Linked DNA regions of Mus musculus: region 1 is linked to region 2. Evidence: chromatin loops called from intact Hi-C (ENCODE). Cell type or tissue: heart. All regions are shown on one strand. Links, peaks and the distances in the headings refer to the core of each region. The heading gives the core; the rest is flanking DNA. Region 1 has its middle 18 kb from the start of Rcn2. Region 2 overlaps Pstpip1 (proline-serine-threonine phosphatase-interacting protein 1).

Region 1 (9,347 bases), core at 860-8,859, 95 kb before region 2:
CCTTATTTATAATAGCCAGAAGTTTCAATGAACCCAGATGCCCCTCAACAGGGGAATGGATACAAAAAAAGTGGTATATTTACACAATGGAGTAATATTCAGCTATTAAAAAGAATGAATTTATGAAATTCCTAGGCAGATGGTTGGACGTGGAGGACATCATACTTAGTGAGGTAACCCAATCACAAAAGAACTCAAATGATATGTACTCACTGATAAGTGGATATTAGCCCAGAAACCTAGAATAACCAAGATATAAATTACAATTTGCAAAACACATGAAACTCAAGAAGAACGAAGACCAAAGTGTGGACACTTTGCCCCTTCTTAGAATTGGGAACAAAACACCCATGGAAGGAGTTAAAGAGACAAAGTTTAGAGCTGAGACAAAAGGATGGACCATCTAGAGACTGCCATATCCAGGGATCCATCCCATAATCAGCCTCCAAACGCTGATGACGTTGCATACACTAGCAAGATTGTGCTGATAGGACCCTGATATAGCTGTCTCTAGTGAGACTACGCCGGGGCCTAGCAAACACAGAAGTGGATGCTCACAGTCAGCTATTGGATGGATCACAGGGCCCCCAATGGAGGAGCTAGAGAAAATACCCTAGGAGCTAAAGGGATCTGCAACCCTATAGGGGGAACAACATTATGAATTAACCAGTACCCCGGAGCTCTTGACTCTAGCTGCATATGTATCAAAAGATGACCTAGTCGGCCATCACTGGAAAGAGAAACCCATTGGACTTGCAAACTTTATATCCCCCAGTACAGGGGAACACCAGGGCCAAAAAGTGGGAGTGGGTGGGTAGGGGGGTGGGGGGCAGGGTATCGGGGACTTTTGGGATAGCATTGGACATGTAAATGAGGAAAATACCTAATAAAAAAGTAAAAAATGAAAGAAAGAAAGAAAGAAAGAAAGAAAGAAAGAAAGAAGGAAGGAAGGAAGGAAGGAAGGAAGGAAGGAAGGAAGGAAGGAAGGAAGGAAGGAAAGAAAGAAAGAAAGAAAGAAAGAAAGAAAGAAAGAAAGAAAGAAAGAAAAGGAGGAAGGAAGGAAGGAAGGAAGGAAGGAAGGAAGGAAGGAAGGAAGGAAGGAAGGAAGGAAGGAGAAATAAAGGTATCACTATTTGCAGATGATATGACAACATACATATGCGACCTCCAAAATTCTACCAGAGAACTTCTCCAGCTGTTAAACAACTTGAGGAAAGTGGCCAGATATAAAATTAACTCAAATAAATCAGTAGCCTTCCTTTAGACAAAGGATAAACAGGCTGGGAAAGAAATTAGGGAAATAATTCCCTTCACAATAGCCACAAATAGTATATCTTGGGTAAACTCTAACCAAACAAGTGAAAGACCTGTATGACAAGAACTGCAAGTCTCTCAAGAGAGAAATCAAAGAAGATCTCAGAAAAAGGAGAGATCTTCCATGCTCATGGATTGGCAAAATTAACATAGGAAAAATGGCCATCATATAAAGGCAATCTATAGATTCAATGCAAACCCCAGCAAAATCCCATCACAATACTTCAACGATATGGAAAGAGCAATTCTCAAATTCATCTAGAAAGGAAAAAGACCCAGAACAGTGAAAACTGTTCTGAACAATAAAAGAACAGCTGGGGGAATCACCATCCCTGACCTCAAGCTTTACTACAGAGCAATAGTGATAAAAACTTCATGGGATTGGTACAGAGACAGACCATGTTGATCAATGGAATAGAATTGAAGACCCAGAAATAAAACCACACTTTTACCATCACTTGATCTTTGACAAAGACACCAAATATACAATGGATGAAAGAAAGCATCTTCAATAAGTGGTGGTGGTCTAACTGGCTGTCTATATGGATAAGAATGAATATAAACCCGTATTTGTCACCTTGTACATAGCTGAAGACCAAGTGGATCAAGGACCTCAACATAAAACCAGATACGCTGAATTTAATAGAAGAGAAAGTGAGAAAGAGTTTTGAAATCATTGGCACAGGGGGAAATTTCCTAAACAAAATTCCAATAACTCATGCGCTAAGATCAAGAATTCACAAATGGGACCTCATAAAATTGGAAAGCTTCTGTAAGGCAAAGGACATAGTCAATATGACAAATAGGCAGCCTACTGATTCTGAAAAAAAAAATCTTCACTAATCCCACAGTCCATTGAGGGTTAATATAAAAAACATATAAAGAACTCAAGCCTGTCTGATCCTGCCACCACCATGAGTTGGGCCTAAATGAGCCCCATCAAAATGAGGTCATTAATTACATGTGTTTTTCTTGTCCAGAAAGAAGCTCGAGACTTAAAAGCGTAGATTCCTGCTTTCAAGACCTCAAGCACAACATGCCTGTAAAAAAGACTTTCACCATAGATAAGGTTTCAGAAGTCCTAAATGGGCTGCAGGCAGTGGTACACAGTGAGGTGCAGTCCGAGGTCATCAATACAGCTTGTCTAAAGCTACATACAGGCATCTCTGAACTTTAAAACAGACAACTATTAGAACAAGTTGCTGAATTTGAAAGGGCAGAATTTGCATCTTAAAATAAAAATTCCATCATAGATATCACAAAACCTAAACTTGTTCCGATTAAGGAAGGTGGAACAACAGAGCTCCTAAGCAAGGAAAATTTAAGACTTCAACAAGACAATGAAAAACTAAAGTCAGGCTGAAGACCACTGAAATGCAGGCTGTAAATGCTCTGGATGAGAAGTCAAAATTGGAAAGAGTACTTCAAGTTTTACAGCTCGATCAAGAAAACCAAAAGGATTTTCAAAGGCCCAAGACTTGGATGACCTGGAAAATACACTTGTGACTCTTAGGAGTGAATTTCAGAAGACACTTAATCACAAGACAGAAAACCAAAATTCTTTGGAGGAGAACCTAGCAGCAGCCAAACATGACCTCCTCAGAGTAAAGGAGCAGCTGAGCGTGGCTGAAAAGGAGTTAGAGAAGAAATTTCAACAAACATCCTCTTATGGAAACAGAAAAGAGATTCTCACCAAAAGAATGATCTAACCAAAGACCTATGGAAAACACTGACAAAATATTAATCTGAAGATTATAGACTAGAGGTTTTGTCTAGAACCAGCCATACATGAACATACAAGTTATCTCTATCCACCTCAGGCATGTACTTTGAAGCATTTTGTCAACTTCTCTTCCTTTTCCAATGTTTAGGCTTTCCTTGTAATATTAGAACTATCATTCGTATCATCCGTTCTATATTTGTGAAGAGAAAAAAAATGTAATGATTCTTTTCTATTGTCCCAAATACCACTTTGTCAAATTTCCAGAGCCTCCATGCAAGTACAGTGAGATTTCTTCATGGTAGACAGCAGTTTAGAGTTGGAAGAAGAGCCATCATTTTCCATTGGTGAGTGAACCTTTTAATGTTAGAGAAGCTGGTATCTTCTTATACAGTCCCTAAGTGTAAAGATAAATAGTAAAGTTATTAATATCTACAAAGAAATATTTTATTTTTAATAATAAAAAAGAACTCAAGAAATTAATCACGAAAAACCCAAACAACCCAATCAAAAAGGTGGTATAGAACTAAACAGAGAATTTGCAACTGAGGAATCTCGACTGTTTGAGAAACACCTAAAGAAATGTCAAAGTCCCTAGTGATCAGAGAAATGCACATCAAAATGACCTTGAGAATTCACCTTACAGCATTCAGAATGCCTAAGATCAAAACCTCAGGTGACAACACCTGTTGGAGAGGATGCGGAGAAAGAGGAACATTCCTGCATTGCTGGTGAGATTGCACACTGGTACAACCACCTGGAAATCAATCTGGAGTTTCTTCAGAAATTGGGGAATAGATCTACCTGAAGACCCAGCTATACCACTCTTCAGAATATATCCAAAAGATGCCCCCACATGCCACAGGGGCAACTGTTTTACTATGTTCAGAGCAGCCTTATTTGTGATAGATAGAAGCTGGGAACAACCTAGATGTCCCACGACAGAAGAATGGATACAGAAAATGTGGTTCATTTACGCAGTGAAATACTACTCAGCCATGAAGAACGAGGATATCCTGACATTTGCAAGCAGATGGATAGAACTAAAAAATAATACCCAAAGTGAGGTAACTCAGACCCAAAAGGATATGTATGCTACAAACTCACTGAAAAGTAGATATTAGCCAAGAAAGAAAAACCCCATACAGAATACACAAGATACAGTCCAGAGAATTGAAAAGGCTCAACAAGCTGATGTACCCATTGAGGATGTCTCAGTCCCACTTGGGAGAGAAAAGAAAGCAATCACAAGTGGGGAGGGAGGAAGGGACCTAGGAGTGAAAGTAGATGTTGGGGGGGTGGAAATTATGTGGGTAGAGGGGAACCTGATCTGCTATTAAATGAGGGAAAAAGACTTAAGCCCTGAGTGCCAGCAAAAATGATGTAAACAGGCAACCTCTGGAAATAGAAGATTGAGGGGACACCACACCCCTACCCCCGCAAAATGCAGGAAACACCTGAGAGGTGAGAGACTAGCAGGATTCATAGGTAGGGACCTTTGATGAAATGTCAAGCAGTAGGAAGAGGGAACTTATAGAGCCCACCTCCAGCAGGAAGACAGGACTTCAAGTGAAGGATGGGGTTGCCATCCCACAGTGACACCTCTGACCCATAATTGTTTCTGTCTGAAAGATCTGCAGGGATGGAAAAGGAGAGGAGCCTGAGGAAAAGAAGGTCCAGCAACAGGACAAACTGGGATCCAGATGAATTGGAGGGCCCAAGGCCTGACACTATTAATGAGGCTATGGTCACAAAAATGGACCTAGCATGCCTGCCCTCCCAAAGACCCAACAAGCACCTGAAAGAGTCAGATGCAGTTATTTGCACCCAACCAATGGACAGATGCAGCTAATCCCGGTTGTTGAATTAGGGAAGCTGAAAGAAGCTGAGGAGAAGGATGATTCTGTAGGAGGACCAGCAGTCTCAATTAATCTGGACCCCCGAGACCTTTCAAACATTGGGCCAGGAAACAGACAGCATACACCAGCTGAAAGAGGCCCCCAACACACATGCAGTAGAGGACTTCCAGGTTGTGTTCACTCAGAGATGGTGCACCTAATCCTCAAGAGACTGGAGGCCCCAGGAAGTTTAGAGGTCAGGTATGGTGCTGGGTGGGGGAATCCACATGCAGATGGGGTGGGGTGGAGATGATTGTGGGATGTGGAGCAGTGAAAGGATGCATGGGGAGGGGTGGAGAATGGAATATGAAGTGTAAAAAAATGAATTACAATTAAAATTATATTTAAAAAAGAACACGAGCTATAAAACTCTATGTAACCTTTTCTAAAATAAATGTAAGTGAAATCATTACATATATGTTCTGTGTTTATAAATCTGAAAAGATGCTCTTCCTGGAATTTCCTATTACAGGACACAGGGCCATTGTTTTAGATGGAGAGATAGATAGATAGATAGATAGATAGATAGATAGATAGATAGATAGATAGATAGAGATGTAGATATAGGGTCCATTGATTATGTTGGGCCTCTTCTATAAGTGACATTGTACATTGTAGAGATTTTTTCCCTTGCTGGAATCGACACTTTCTCTTCTTCCTTCATCTACAACGATTCTGGTGCATCAACATCAGTGGACATAGAGGATGTCATGATCCTATGCATCACTATCATTACATCTCATGCAATGTTTACTTCCATCAAGAATTGTATTTGAAAGCAAGAGAAACAAGTTCATGCTCTTGGGATTGTCTAGCCCTACCACATAGCATAATGATTGCTGGAAGCTATAACTTGAACATCACTAGAAAGACAAGGCTCCTGAAGACTAAGTGCTGTCCTACAAGATGAAGTAGCTGTTTTGAACCATGACCAACAGATGGCGCGGATTCCCATACACTACAAACAGAACATTCAGATCCTGGAAGCTAAAATGCCTGACCACAAACTAAGGAAACTTAATTCATGTTGGCACTGAATTTTAGCAGTCTGGGGGCAGTGTCAGGCAGATCTCTGTGAGTTGGGCTAGCCTTTTCACCACAGAGCAAGACCAGCCATAGCTAAATAGATAGTGAGAGCCTGTCTATAACCAAAACAAATCTTAATTTTCTCTCTCTAATATCCTTAGGCTCCTCTGATTTAGAGATCTTTGCCTCTGGCTCATTCTAAATTCTTACTTGAAGAAAGGGGCTTGGCTTCAAGGTTGGTGTGGAAGGTGAGCCTTGTGGCAAGACAAGAGGAAAGGAGGTCAGAGATAAATAGGTAACAAGGATGTGACCAGTGTGGGCAACTGCAGCACAATCTTACGGAGAAGCCTGTGTGAAATGGGTAAGAAGCTTCAGAACTGTCCTTGTGGAGGCTGAGAGGGCAGGCCAATTGTTTGTCCATCAACTCCATTTCATAGGGCATTAGCTATCTGACATTTAAATTATAAAAGATGTGGCTCACAGACTTAACTGCCCATTCTTCAGGAATTGCTTCTCTAATATTTTTTTCCCCTGTGCTTTTTCCTAACTCAAGAAACTACATTTTTCAGGACCCCTTTCCAAATGCCTTCCAGATGGGTTTGGCCAATGCAGGGACTCGGAGTACTTCTCTCCCTTGCATCCTCCCTCTCACCTCCCTCCCTCCCTCCCTCTTTCCTTCCCTCCACAGCAGCATGTCTAGTAGCCCCTCTGTTCTCCCATTGTATCCATTTCTCACCAACAGCTCCTTTCTTCATGGTCTGAGTCTGCAGCACAGCACTAGTTTTCTAGCAATGCCAGTTTACAACTCCAATAATGGCAGCTTCACCTGCCTGCTGTCTCTCCATTCCTAAGGAGCACTGGCTCCTTGCAGGTACTGGGTTTGTGGTGTGTCTCCTTGTCTGTCTTTTTGGCTTTTTTGCTCTTCCATAAGCTAATATAACAATGCCTTAAATTTAATTTCCTTCTCTTCAGACCTATAGTGGATTGTATTCTCATGATGAATCTAGTTCACTCCTAACCTAATGTTAATCCTGGGCCTGTCTGGTTCTTCCAGACAGGTGTATATTAATCCCTCACGAGGCAGCCTCAGAACACCAAGAAGAATTTGAACCAACATTTATTATTTTAATGGTGGATATAGTCAGAATAGATTGCCAGAGATGATGATAATGGCCACTAAAATAGGAGCAGTGTGAGTGTGCTCCAATCAGCCCTAGTTCCTTATAATTTCATAACCCTATAGTGCTTTACCAGAACACAACAAAGTAGAAATGTGGTTCATCTGAACTAATAATTACACCAAAAGCAAACTACATAGAGATTTCAAAGCCTTGGGACAAAAAATTGCACCACCACAATAGATTCCATATCAAGGACATTGAGGGTATTTGGATATATTAAATTAAATGTACTCTATAAATAAAATTAACTTTACCTGTTTCTGTTTTATTTTTAAGTCCTCACATGTGCACACTTGTGTGTGTGTGTGTGTGTGTGTGTGTGATTTTGTGTGTGTGTGTGTATGTGCTGGAGATTGAACTCAGCTATTTTCTTCAACTGCTCTCCACCTAATTTTTGAGAGAGGCTCTCACTGAACCTAAAGCTTGCATATTTGGTTAGACTGCCTGGCCAGCAAGTCCCACAGGTCCTTCTGTCTCTGCCACTCCTGGATTGGGATTACAGGTATAGGTCACCACAGCCAGTTTTTATGTGTGAGCGATGCTCCATTTTTAACTTAGGTACTAGGGATCAAAATCACTGTTTACTGTCTCAGCATCTTCCTACCTTTTTTAATATGGCTCCTGGATAAATTAAAATTGCACATAGACTTAATATTATAGTTCCACTGTACAGCTTTGGTTTAGAGGCCAAAAAGGCCGTTAAAGATAGTAAGAACTGAACACAGCCAAGACAGAAAAGAATGGTAGTTGGCTGAGTAATGACCTTCAAAGGTATTCAGGTCCCTAGAACCTGTGGATGTTACAAGGTAAGACAGTAGAAATTCATGATTCTCTCTCTACCTAATGCTTAACTGTGAGTCTAGCAGAAGGCAAGGGGAGAGTGATACAGAAAATAGGATTTTTTTTAATCAATGGTGAGAGTTGAGGTAAGAATCAATATTGCGTGCATGAAATACTGAGGAATGGTTCTTAGTCACACAAGGCCTATGAGAAACGAATCTCAGGAAGCTGTAACCGCCGGAAGACAGATTCTTCCTGAAAGCTTCCAGGGGGATACAGCCTTGCTGAATTGCTAATTCTGACTCAGGGAAATTGATTCAGGCTTCTCAAGTCTAGTACTATAAAAACAGAGATCTGGAGACTGGCACTTGCTGTGTTGGTTCCGGGCTGCGAAGGTGAATCCGGAAGGAGTCACTGAGTGGACTTCCGGAAAGCAGCGGCTCGCTCTCCCTCGCTTGCTCACTGGTAACCGTTCACCGGCAGCTCTCGCCCTAGATGAGAAGGTTCCGGGCGGGGCAGGCTGAAGGGCTGGCCTCCTCTGTTCTTCCTCCCCGTTCTGCCTCCGCAGGATGGACCTGCTCGCCCAATGCCCCTGAAGACGGATGAGTCTTCTCTTGAACTTTTTCAAATTCTCTGAAGAAGCCAATGGGGTCTTTTTTACATCATGACTTCATCTGAACGCAAAAACAAGAAATAAGTTTTATTTTTAAAATGACTCTGACTCAGTTCTGATAAGCATTTTAGACATGAGTCTACATCAGCAAATAGGATCAGAGGGAGATCGTCAACCTTCTGCTTCCTCTGTGAGCTTGCCTTCTGTCAAAAAGGCACCCAAACAGAGAAGATTTTCAATAGGCTCTCGTATTCGGAGGAAGATGGACAGCAAACGAAAATCAAGGGAGCTCAATGGTGGAGTGGAAGCAATTGCAAGGATTGAGAGGATACATTCTGAAATGTGTGCTGATAAGAACTCCATTTTCTCGACAAATACCTCTTCTAACAATGGATTGACTTCCATCAGCAAACAAACTGGAGACTTTATGGACTGTCCTCTGTGCCTTTTACAGCTTTCTCAAGACAGATTTCCTGATATCATGACATGTCATCATAGATCTTGTGTGGATTGCTTACGACAATACCTAAGGATAGAAATCTCTGAAAGTAGAGTTAACATCAGTTGTCCAGAATGCCCTGAACGGTTTAACCCCCATGACATTCGCTTGATATTAAGTGATGATGTCTTAATGGGAAAATATGAAGAATTTATGCTTCGACAGTGGCTTGTTGCAGATCCTGACTGTAGGTGGTGTCCGGCTCCAGACTGTGGATATGCTGTGATAGCATTTGGATGTGCCAGGTGTCCAAAGTTAACGTGTGGGCGAAAAGGCTGTGGAACAGAGTTCTGCTACCACTGTAAACAGATCTGGC
Region 2 (9,347 bases), core at 815-8,814:
GTGCTACTGCAGAGGCTGCTGGACGGCAGGAAGATGTGCAAGGATGTGGAGGAGCTGCTCAGACAGAGGTAAGCAGGGCGGGGCTGGTGGGCAGGACAGGGCAGAGGGGGCAGATTATGCCCCCTCGAGCCCAGCTGCCCTCAGGATGTGTCAAAAGCTAAGAGCCAAAGCTGAGGAGGTGGCTCAGTGGGTCAATCCCCTGTTAAGCTAACATGGGGACCTGAGTTCAAATCCCCTTCTATAGCAAGAGGGGATACAGTGTCAGGAGAATCCACAGAAGCTCATGGGCTGGCTACCATGGTGTATGGTAAACAACAGAGACCCTGTCTCTGCAAAATATGGTATAGGTATGTATGAAATCTTAGAGGGGGAGGGGGATAGGGAAGTTGACCTTTGACCCCTACGGGTGCATTTGTGCACTCATGCACACTCATGTGCACCTATGTACCTGTACTTATGCTCACTCTCTCTGTCTCTCTCTCTCTCTTTTACACACACACACACACACACACACACACACACATACACACACACACACACACACCCCTATCTCACACTCACACACATTCAAAGCCAGAGCCCCTTGTTGTCTCCTGTGGCCCTTAGGCCTGGGCCTCCCCCAGGGGCATATACCATGCAGCAGCCCTTAGGACAGGCCCATTTCCAACTGACATTTGTACCCAGAAGGAGATGGTCCTGCCAGCAGAGTATGACAAGAGAACCTAGGTTCTGCACATATTTTGGGGCCACGGCCAGCCGACAGTGGTGACCGGGACATAATGATTGCTCTGTCCTTACAGGGCCCAGGCGGAGGAGAGGTACGGGAAGGAGCTGGTGCAGATTGCACGCAAGGCTGGTGGCCAGACAGAGATGAAGTAAGAGTGCTGGCGGCTCTACCTTTCCTCTGAGGGACCTTCTGGGCTTTACTCAGGGCATGGGACTTTCTGATGTGGTAGACTGGGCAGGAACTGGACAGGGGGGTCTGGAGCCACGTGGTGCCTGAGATCAGGGTCTTGTACTAGTTAGGGCTCTGGAAAGAGCAGAGTATATGACACACTGGGCTCACCTTACCCAACCAGGAGGGGCAGGTGACAGGCACTATTCCTGTCCATTGCAGGGAGTCTGTGTGAGGCATACTCAGTGGGCTGTGAGTCACCTGTGGCTGACAGTGGAGTGGGAGATGCTACCAACAGCCAGCACAGTGTGTGTCTGAGCTGGGCATCCTGTGAATGGGGGTCAGGCCACAATCTCCCGCCCATTGTAGAAGGATGGCTGCGGGGCTTGAGGCTCTGGGTCGGTCTTGCTTTTTTTCTTATAGAAGGCTAGAGGAACAGTGTTTGTCTGCCTTGTAGGAGTCCCAAGTCCCTGTCTGTGAAAGGAGATAGCTTGTAGTGACAGGCAAGATATGCTCAGTGAGCAGTGGGGTCTCTGGAGACTCACCTGTCCCACCCACCAGCCCCTCCGCACAGCAGATAAACTCTGCTGCTCACTCAGAGGTGTGGCTGGCTTCCTGAGCTGTTTCCTTCAGGCTGGCTAGTACTGAGGCCATGGGGGAAGCCACACAGTGAGCTGGGGAGCAGGACCCTAGGGTAGGCTTCATGCAAAGGGGTACCCCGGAGACAAGCAAACCCACAGGGGCAAGATAAAGTGACCAGAGCAGGCCAAGGTCTGAGCAGGAGAGCAGGGCTGTCTGGGGTTCCCCGAGGAGGAGGGGCATTCCTGTCTTAACTACCTGTAGACAAAGGCTCAAAGATATGACAACATCAGGCGCACTTAGAGCCCGTGTGCCTTACCTTTTCCCTCAGAGCTGTGCCCCCTGCAAGTCCTGCTGACCCCTGCACATAGGTGCATCCGGAAGTGATGTTGCTGTCCCATGTGGCACTGTGTAACTGTGGACCACGCATTTGTCATCAGCGCATGCCTTCAGTGAGCATTTATGGGATATCTGTTATATGTCATGGCCTGGACTGTCAAGGGAGTTTAAGAACTCAAACCACTGAGATGACCCCCTCCTGTAGCATTTTGCAGCAGACTCTCCCCAAGGCACTTCTTCCAAGAGGGCCTCCAGGTTTGCCTCACTGTCAAGAGCTTGGCTCAGACAGGGTCATCCTCTCCATGCCAACCTGGAGGGCTCTTTACAGTGTTGTTAGTCTTAGCGGTCTGGACCAGGTTCATTTTCTCTGACAGTTAAGAAATTAAAAGGCAGGGGCTGGAGAGATGGCTCAGAGGTTAAGAGCAATGGCTGTTCTTCCAGAGGTCCTGAGTTCAATTCCCAGCAACCACATGGTGGCTCACAACCATCTGTAATGGGATCTGATGCCCTCTTCTGGCCTGCAGGTGTACATGCAGGCAGAACACGATCACAAGTAAATCTTTCAATAAAAAGAAAGAAACGGCAGAAAAAATCTGGAACACAAGAAGTAGCAGCAGGCAAAACCTCAGACGTGGCAGACAGAATCAATTGCTACAGGGAAGCTTTTGTTAAGTACACACAGCAAGGCCAACAGAGAAATCCCATACAAAGCAGAGGAGGGTACTCAGGACCCAGGCTGGGAGCCTTAGGGACCTTTGTGGGGTCAGTTTAAACAAAGGGATGGCTGATAGGACCACAAGGTCCTGATCCACCTTGCTGGATGGTCTGCTAGCAGGGGTAGGGGGCACACTGGGAAGACAGAGCCCACCAGGCTGCACCTCCATTTAGGAGGAAGAGGCTGAACGTCTTCCTCCTCATCACCCATCTTTGAACCCCCATCTGGGACGCCCGCTCCTTGCCTACCCTGTTAGAGATCTGCCAAACACCTAGTCCCTCAGCAGGGAATGCAAGTGGATCCACAACACTTGTTCTAGTCGCTTGGGGGTGGGAAGTGTTGGTCCTTAGGAAAGGGCCTAGCTGGTGGCCATCCTCCAACACCCAGCTCCCTGGATTGAGGAGCTGTCCTCTCTGCCTACAAGACAGGGTAGCAGAGCTGAGTAAACAATGAGACAAAGGCCTGGGGGTGAAGTGACTTCGTGACTAGCCCACACTGAGAGAGCTCCACTGGCTACCTCCTCCTGTGCAGCCCTCAAACCAGCATTCCTGCCTCAGGCCTCACACTAGCTAGGGTCTCACAGGGTCCCCATAAATGACAGGAAGTTTTAGTCACACCTTAGAATGAGTTTTCTCACTCCTCACTCCTGTTACCGTAGTGAACCTGCCTGAGCCCCTGTGTGGCTTTTGGTGCATTGTAAGGACAGGCTAGGTATTTCAGGAGCTGTCATGATACCGCACACACCATGATCAGCCTTCCTGTCTGGTCCTCTGCTTCTGCCCAGACCCTCACCTTGCTCAAGAAGTAGTCACCTCCTCCCACTCTTCTTCTTGCCACACCAGGAGGGATGCTGTGGGTGCCTTGGAGAACAGAGTGGACCTTGGCCAATGTCCTGTGAGCCCCTCTGTGGTTACAGATGAGCAACATTAGCCCATGGGCACCTTAAAGCCCACCTGACCTTCACCCCTCCTAAACACAAGTGCTGAGATGGTCCCATCAGAGGAGATTTCATGTGTTTTATGATCTCTGCTCCACTGAGATCAGGGTGAAGGCATGTCTCCTAGTGAGGAGCAGTTATACTGTGAAACTAGACTTCAGCTAGAGTTTCCAGGTCTCCTGAGAGCCAAGCTACAGACTAGCAGGTTGTGTTGCACGTTTGCACATTGGTGATAAATGCCGAAAGTCAGAATCATTCTAACCTGTGGTCACCTTCCTCTGCAAGGCTAGCCTTGACATTTTATCTTTTAGGATTTGCATTTGTATGTCTGCTGTGCGGATGTGTGCAGGGGCCCGTGGAGGCCAGTGGTGATGGCTAGGGCTGGGGTTACAGGGCTGCGAGCCATCTGATGTGGGTGCAAGAACCAAATGTGCTCTTAACCCCTGAGCCATCGATAAGTGCAGCCCTTGGCCTTGAGGTTTTGCCTCTTACCACCTGGATGGCTTTTGGCCTCAGTGACTCAGTTTCCTTATCTGTAAATGGCTTGTGGGCCCGAGGCGGAAACCATTCAGGCTATCCTCATCCTGAGTGTGTCAGCACTGGAAGGTTAGGACTAAGTGGTCAGCGGTTGGTCACTGGCAGAGGCCTGCACATCTGCATATCTCATGGCTCCCAGGCTGTTGCTACTGCTCCATGGTCTTGTCAGGCAAGACACCTGGCAGTAACTAGGACCCCATAATCCTCCTTAGGGCCTGGATCTCCAGGGGTCCTCTCAGGTTGCCACTCCTCCTTGGCCTCAATGTCCCCAACTGTTCAGAGAGAAGAGGAAGCCCCCATGGAACATATTCATCCTACCCCGGAAGGAAGCACAGGCAGGTGGGCTTCCCTTACAGTTCACCCAGGGAATTGGTTATGTGACAGGTGCCACATGACTATATTACCACCAGGGGGCGGAAGAGCGCCCTGCAGAGAGGCAGTGAAAGCTTGCAACAAGGGCGCTACTTAGCTCTCGATGCTGAGCGTGGAGCAGGCTGTGCCACCATGCGTTTGCTTTTGTGTCCTTAAGAGACGTAGTACCCCTAAGCCCAAGCTGGGAGCGCAGAGGCACATCTCCCTCACATGCACGGCCTGATGTCACTCAGCTGCCGGAGAGGCTCTGGGAAAGGACGGAAGCTGGTGTAGCCAGGCAGAGACTCCTCCTACCTGAAGTTAAGGATGCCGCTTCTGGGAAGGCGCCACTGGAAAACTCTTCCAAAGTGCAACTGGGGTTAGAGGAAGACCTAGTTCGGCTGCTGGTGCCTGGGGGATGTCCTGGGGACTGGCGGAGTTTGCATATGTGTGAGTGTGACAGGCATGTTAAGCTCCTGACTTGCGCCAGGCTTCAACGATGCCTTATAGTGAGTGGACTATCATTCTCAAAACCACTTTGTGCTGCTAACTGCTCACCATAGAAGGGAAGTCAAGGCAGAGGGCCAGGTGGCTTGCCCAGGGTCACACAGTGAATAAGTGGTAGAGCCTGGCCATCTGGCTACAGGGTGTGCTGCTTTTGTGTGTGGAGACCGGAGTAAGAGGCCACCGCAGATTTCCTAGGTTGGTTCCCACACACACTATCTGCCCCCTCCTCTGAATGGAGCACATGCCTCTCGAGGGCCCTGCTCCTGAGAGCTTGGACTCGCGCTCACAGTTTCCGTATTGGCCCCAGGACTCCGATACCCACCGATAAACAGCAGTGTGTGCTGGCCGAGCCGGCATCTCTGCTTGGCCCTCAGCGCTACCATGCTCTGGGGTGAACAAGGCTGCCGGAGAGAATCCAGGGCGCCCAGTGTGCTGTTCAAGTAAACTGAGCAGAGTGGGGATTTCTGTGGGAAGGGGGTGGGAGCAGTTGGGACAGAGTCTTTTTTTTTTTTTTTTTTTTTTTTGGTCGCTTATGATGACCTTAAACTTGTGGCCTGTCTGCCTCTGCTGCCCAGGTGTCACCCCCACTTGCCCAGGGGCTTCCACTTTACCTGGCAGCCTCTCCTGCTTGAGCACTGTTCTAGCTCCCATACAGCCTCCTCCTTCCCCTCCCCTTGGTACCCAGCCTGAAGCAGATGCCATAGCTGTCCCTGGCTCTGTCCCTGCCCACCTCCCAGCCTTTCCTTATGCCTTCCATGCCACCTGCTGGAAAGAGCTATAAAGACCTTCCCCTGCGTCAGATTCATCCAGGCAATATTGAGTATAACCAGGTGCCTGCATGGGCGGAAGTCTCATAGAGGCTGGGAGCTTCCTGTGGACACACCCCTCTTCTCTGGGCTGCAAAGACATGGGGAGTGAGAAAGTGGGGGACAGAACTGCCGTAGCAAGGAGGCTTTCCCACCACAGCAAGGTTCCACTGCTTTTTAATTTACAAAGAAAACTGTTTTCTAGAATGTCAGTTGGGGGTTACATGAATGATGACCATGGCCAAAGGTCCCTTGCATCCATAGTAGTCAATATGGCTTAGGGCCCTCCCTCCAAAATAAAACACCATGGGTCAGGCAGGACGCCAGGCTCCTGCAGCATGCTGTCTACTGACCTAGACTTCTGTTTTGCAGTTCCCTGAGGACCTCCTTTGACTCCCTGAAGCAGCGTAAGTTCCAACCATCCCCACATGGGCAGCAGGGCCATTAGGGTCTCCTGGAAGACCCTTAGCCCTTGTATGGGGTGACTAAGTTAGGAGCTATGTGCTTGGGCTGTGGTCCAGCTCTGTGCCAGGCTGAAAGGCTGATGGAAGATGTGAGGGTGGGAGGTAGGGTGAGGGAGACAGACTGGTCCAAGCAGAGGCCACGCTGTCACCCTAGAAACAGAGAATGTGGGCAGTGCACACATCCAGCTGGCCCTGGCCCTGCGTGAGGAGCTGCGGAGCCTGGAGGAGTTCCGAGAGAGACAGAAAGAGCAGCGGAAGAAGGTGAGGGGGTGGGGAGGGCGAAGGAGGGGAGGTGGGGGACCCCCCCAGAGGCCACCCACTCACTGTTCTGGGGGCCAGTTGGGAAGCATGGCTTGATGAAGGGGGGAGAGTGTGTGTATGTTCTAGCTTGCTTTCCTGTTGCTGTGATAAACCCCTGACTTGGGAAGAAAGGTTTATCTTCTCAGGTCACACTCCATCACTGAGTGAAGTTAGGGCAGGAACCTAGAGGCAGGAACTGGAGCAGAACCGAGAGAAGGAATGTTTCCTGGCTTTGCTCCCAGCTCATGTTCAGCCCCGGTTTTCTCACATAGCCCAGGTCTACCACAGAGCTGCCAGGAGCCAGGAAGAGAAAGGGTGTGGAGCTTTTAGACGATCCTCCTTCATACTGTGTGATTAAGTATCCAACCTGAGTTGAGTGGCCCCTGGAAGCTGGCTCTGAACACAAGGATTAGGGCTGCTGGTTCTGGAGACAGGCAGACTTGGGGCCCGTAGTCTGCATGGCTGCTCAACAAGGAGCGGGGAGACAGTTCCGAGGGAAAGCGCAGGCATCAGACTTGCCTCAGCATCTGAAGCTCTGCTCAGCAATACACAGAGCATGGCTGGCCACACGTGGAGTGGCTACATAGCCAGGAAGTGAGCTCCTCCTAGTGGGCTGGTGGTGTGTAAACACAGGCTGGGGGATGCTCTGCAGGGAGGCTGACAAAGCTGGAGGTAGGCAAGTCCTCTCCCAGACCTGCGACGGATGGATGGGCTGAGCACTTAGCCCACCTGGAGAGCAAGAGGTTACTTCACAGCAGGGGCCAGGAAAGTCCCTTCCCCTTCCTGTGCCTGCTTCTCTCTTGTATGAGATCCCTCTTGTTCACATCCCTTGCTTTGGGAACTTGGCCCTTCACAAACAGGGCTATAAGGCAGTAACTTAGCTCGTTGTATAGCTATGCACCCTTGCTACCCATCCGGACAGCTCAGGCTTACAGGAATCTAAGTTGCCTTCCTGAACAGATGAGCCCCCAAAGCTATCCCCCAAAACTACCTGGACTTGGTGTTCGAACAGGTGACCCCTCTGCTCCGAGGCCTGCTACAGAGCATGTGGAAAACCTACAGGTGTCAGGGGACATGGGCTAGACTCTGAGCTTTGTGATCCGAACAGCTCCTCCCCCAAACACCCAGACTCTGCCATCAGAGCCTGAGTCTGTACACTGTCCACGAGGAGAGGGACACATGGTGTCCTCGGCTACCCAGATGCACAAGCAGGTCTCTGACTGTGCTGTTGCCTCTAATCAGGTGGCTTGCCAGAGCCTCCCCCAGGACCCCCGGGCACAAACTGGCTCCAATCCTAAAGCCAGAGGCATTTACCCCCATTCTCCTGACTGTAAGCCTCGGCCCTGGCCGTTCCCCTCCATCCATCTAACAGGGAGCCGGGGGTGGGGGCGGTAAAGGTTGTGCTGTGCCTGTGGTGTGGCTACATGCATGCGTGATGTCTGGCCTGCGGTCACTAACGGGTGAACACTGGAGTGTGGTGTATGTACTAGTGGCCTGTGGGTATGCAATATGAGCAGTTAGGCGATGGGGCTGAGTATGGACTAGGTGTGCACGTATATGCCAGTGCACACTCAGTGTGGCTTGTGAATGAAAGACTCAGGACTCATGTGATGTGTATATGTGGAGGTGGGGAGTCTCTGGCTGGAGAGCAAGTCAAACTGAGTCCCACAGTAAGGAAACGCTAGACATAGCCACTGCCCAAGCTTCTCTTTGTTGTTCTGTCCTGAGTATTGCAGTTTTGTTTGTTTGTTTGTTTGTTTAAGGTCTCACTATATAGCCTTGGCTGACATGGAGCAGGCTATGTGGACCAGGCTGGCCTCACACTCATAGACATCCTCCTGCCGCAGCCTCCCAAGTGCTGGGATTAAATACCTGGCTGGTATTATTTTGAAGGAGGTGTCTCTAGAAGAGGGTGGACACAGACACACACACAACACAGACACACACGCATTTATGAATGAGCTCAGAGGGTGTCATGTCCCAGGGACAAGGACAACCCATCCTCTTGGCCTAGGGAAGCGTTTTGAGGCCAGAGCCCCCAGCTCAGAGCCTCATGTCTCCTGCAGTATGAGGCCATCATGGACCGTGTCCAGAAGAGCAAGTTGTCGCTCTACAAGAAGACCATGGAGGTAAACGGGAGGGCCTTGGAAGTCCCTCTGAGAGTCCTGGGTTGGACTTCTGGGACAGGCTTGCCTCAGACCTTTCTTCATTATATGTATCGGCCTGTTGGGGGCTGTGCTCGAGGCCCAGGACCTATTTATCATCACAAGCCCCTCAGTGCCTTGCCTGAAGAACAGAGGGACAGTCCCACACGCAGGAGTCCATGAGTGATCCAGTCATCTGAGGAGCCCAGAGTAGCAGGGATATGGGACACATGAGAGGGCAGGGCAGTATAGAAGACAGGGCCGAGTCGAGTCTCCATGGGAACGTGCTTCAGCCTCTGCATCTCTGTCCCTGGGAGTGATGCCAATTCTACCAAAGTCCCCACCCCCGGGAAGGGAGTCTGGGCTTAGGGAGCCTCCCACACTGGGGCATGCAGCCCTGCAGACACGCCTCTCCACACCTTCAGTCCAAGAAGGCATATGACCAGAAGTGCAGGGATGCAGATGATGCTGAGCAGGCCTTCGAGCGTGTGAGTGCCAATGGCCACCAGAAGCAAGTAGAAAAGGTGTGTATAGTGTGGGGGTGAGGGTGGGAGGGGAGGCCCTTAAACATAGTACCTGTTACAGACCAGAGCTGAGACTGAGAGGGCAGAGGGCTGTGGGTGAGTTGAATCCAGGCTGACCATAGTCCAGGTTCTGCGCAGCGATGCAGAAGAGGACACATAGCATCTACATTCTCTGTGTTTCCTGGTGGTCTGCAGGCTTCTGCTTTTATTTCCCCCTTGTGGAACCGGCCTGAGCCCCTCAGCAGTAAG

The links. A loop is a pair of places that touch in the nucleus more often than their neighbours do. Peaks named below come from ENCODE experiments on the same cell type or tissue, not always from the same donor. Only the 100,000 strongest peaks of a DNase experiment are listed, where the experiment ranks them.
Region 1: a loop joins it to region 2, with 6 times the contacts of the local background. A loop is called at or near these places in 4 of 42 quality-filtered maps.

Annotation. Positions count from the first base shown.
Region 1 is chr9:56,019,110-56,028,456 of GRCm38, forward strand. It overlaps a transcript of 4930563M21Rik not described here, the pseudogene Gm7439 and the pseudogene Gm7444. Among named protein-coding and RNA genes, the nearest start is that of Rcn2, 18 kb to the right of the region's middle. In heart, for the core only: a CTCF peak has its summit at 5,841 (motif pointing right); no DNase peak of the experiment used is centred there.
Region 2 is chr9:56,114,263-56,123,609 of GRCm38, forward strand. It overlaps Pstpip1 (proline-serine-threonine phosphatase-interacting protein 1), which reads left to right. Exons shown (of 15, transcript NM_011193.3): 2 at 1-68; 3 at 801-875; 4 at 6,039-6,073; 5 at 6,285-6,391; 6 at 8,497-8,559; 7 at 9,000-9,098. Among named protein-coding and RNA genes, the nearest start is that of Pstpip1, 29 kb to the left of the region's middle. In heart, for the core only: CTCF peaks have their summits at 2,336 (motif pointing left), 4,413 (motif pointing right) and 7,035 (motif pointing left); DNase peaks (open chromatin) are centred at 4,519 and 6,995; H3K4me3 peaks cover 702 bases; H3K27ac peaks cover 1,283 bases.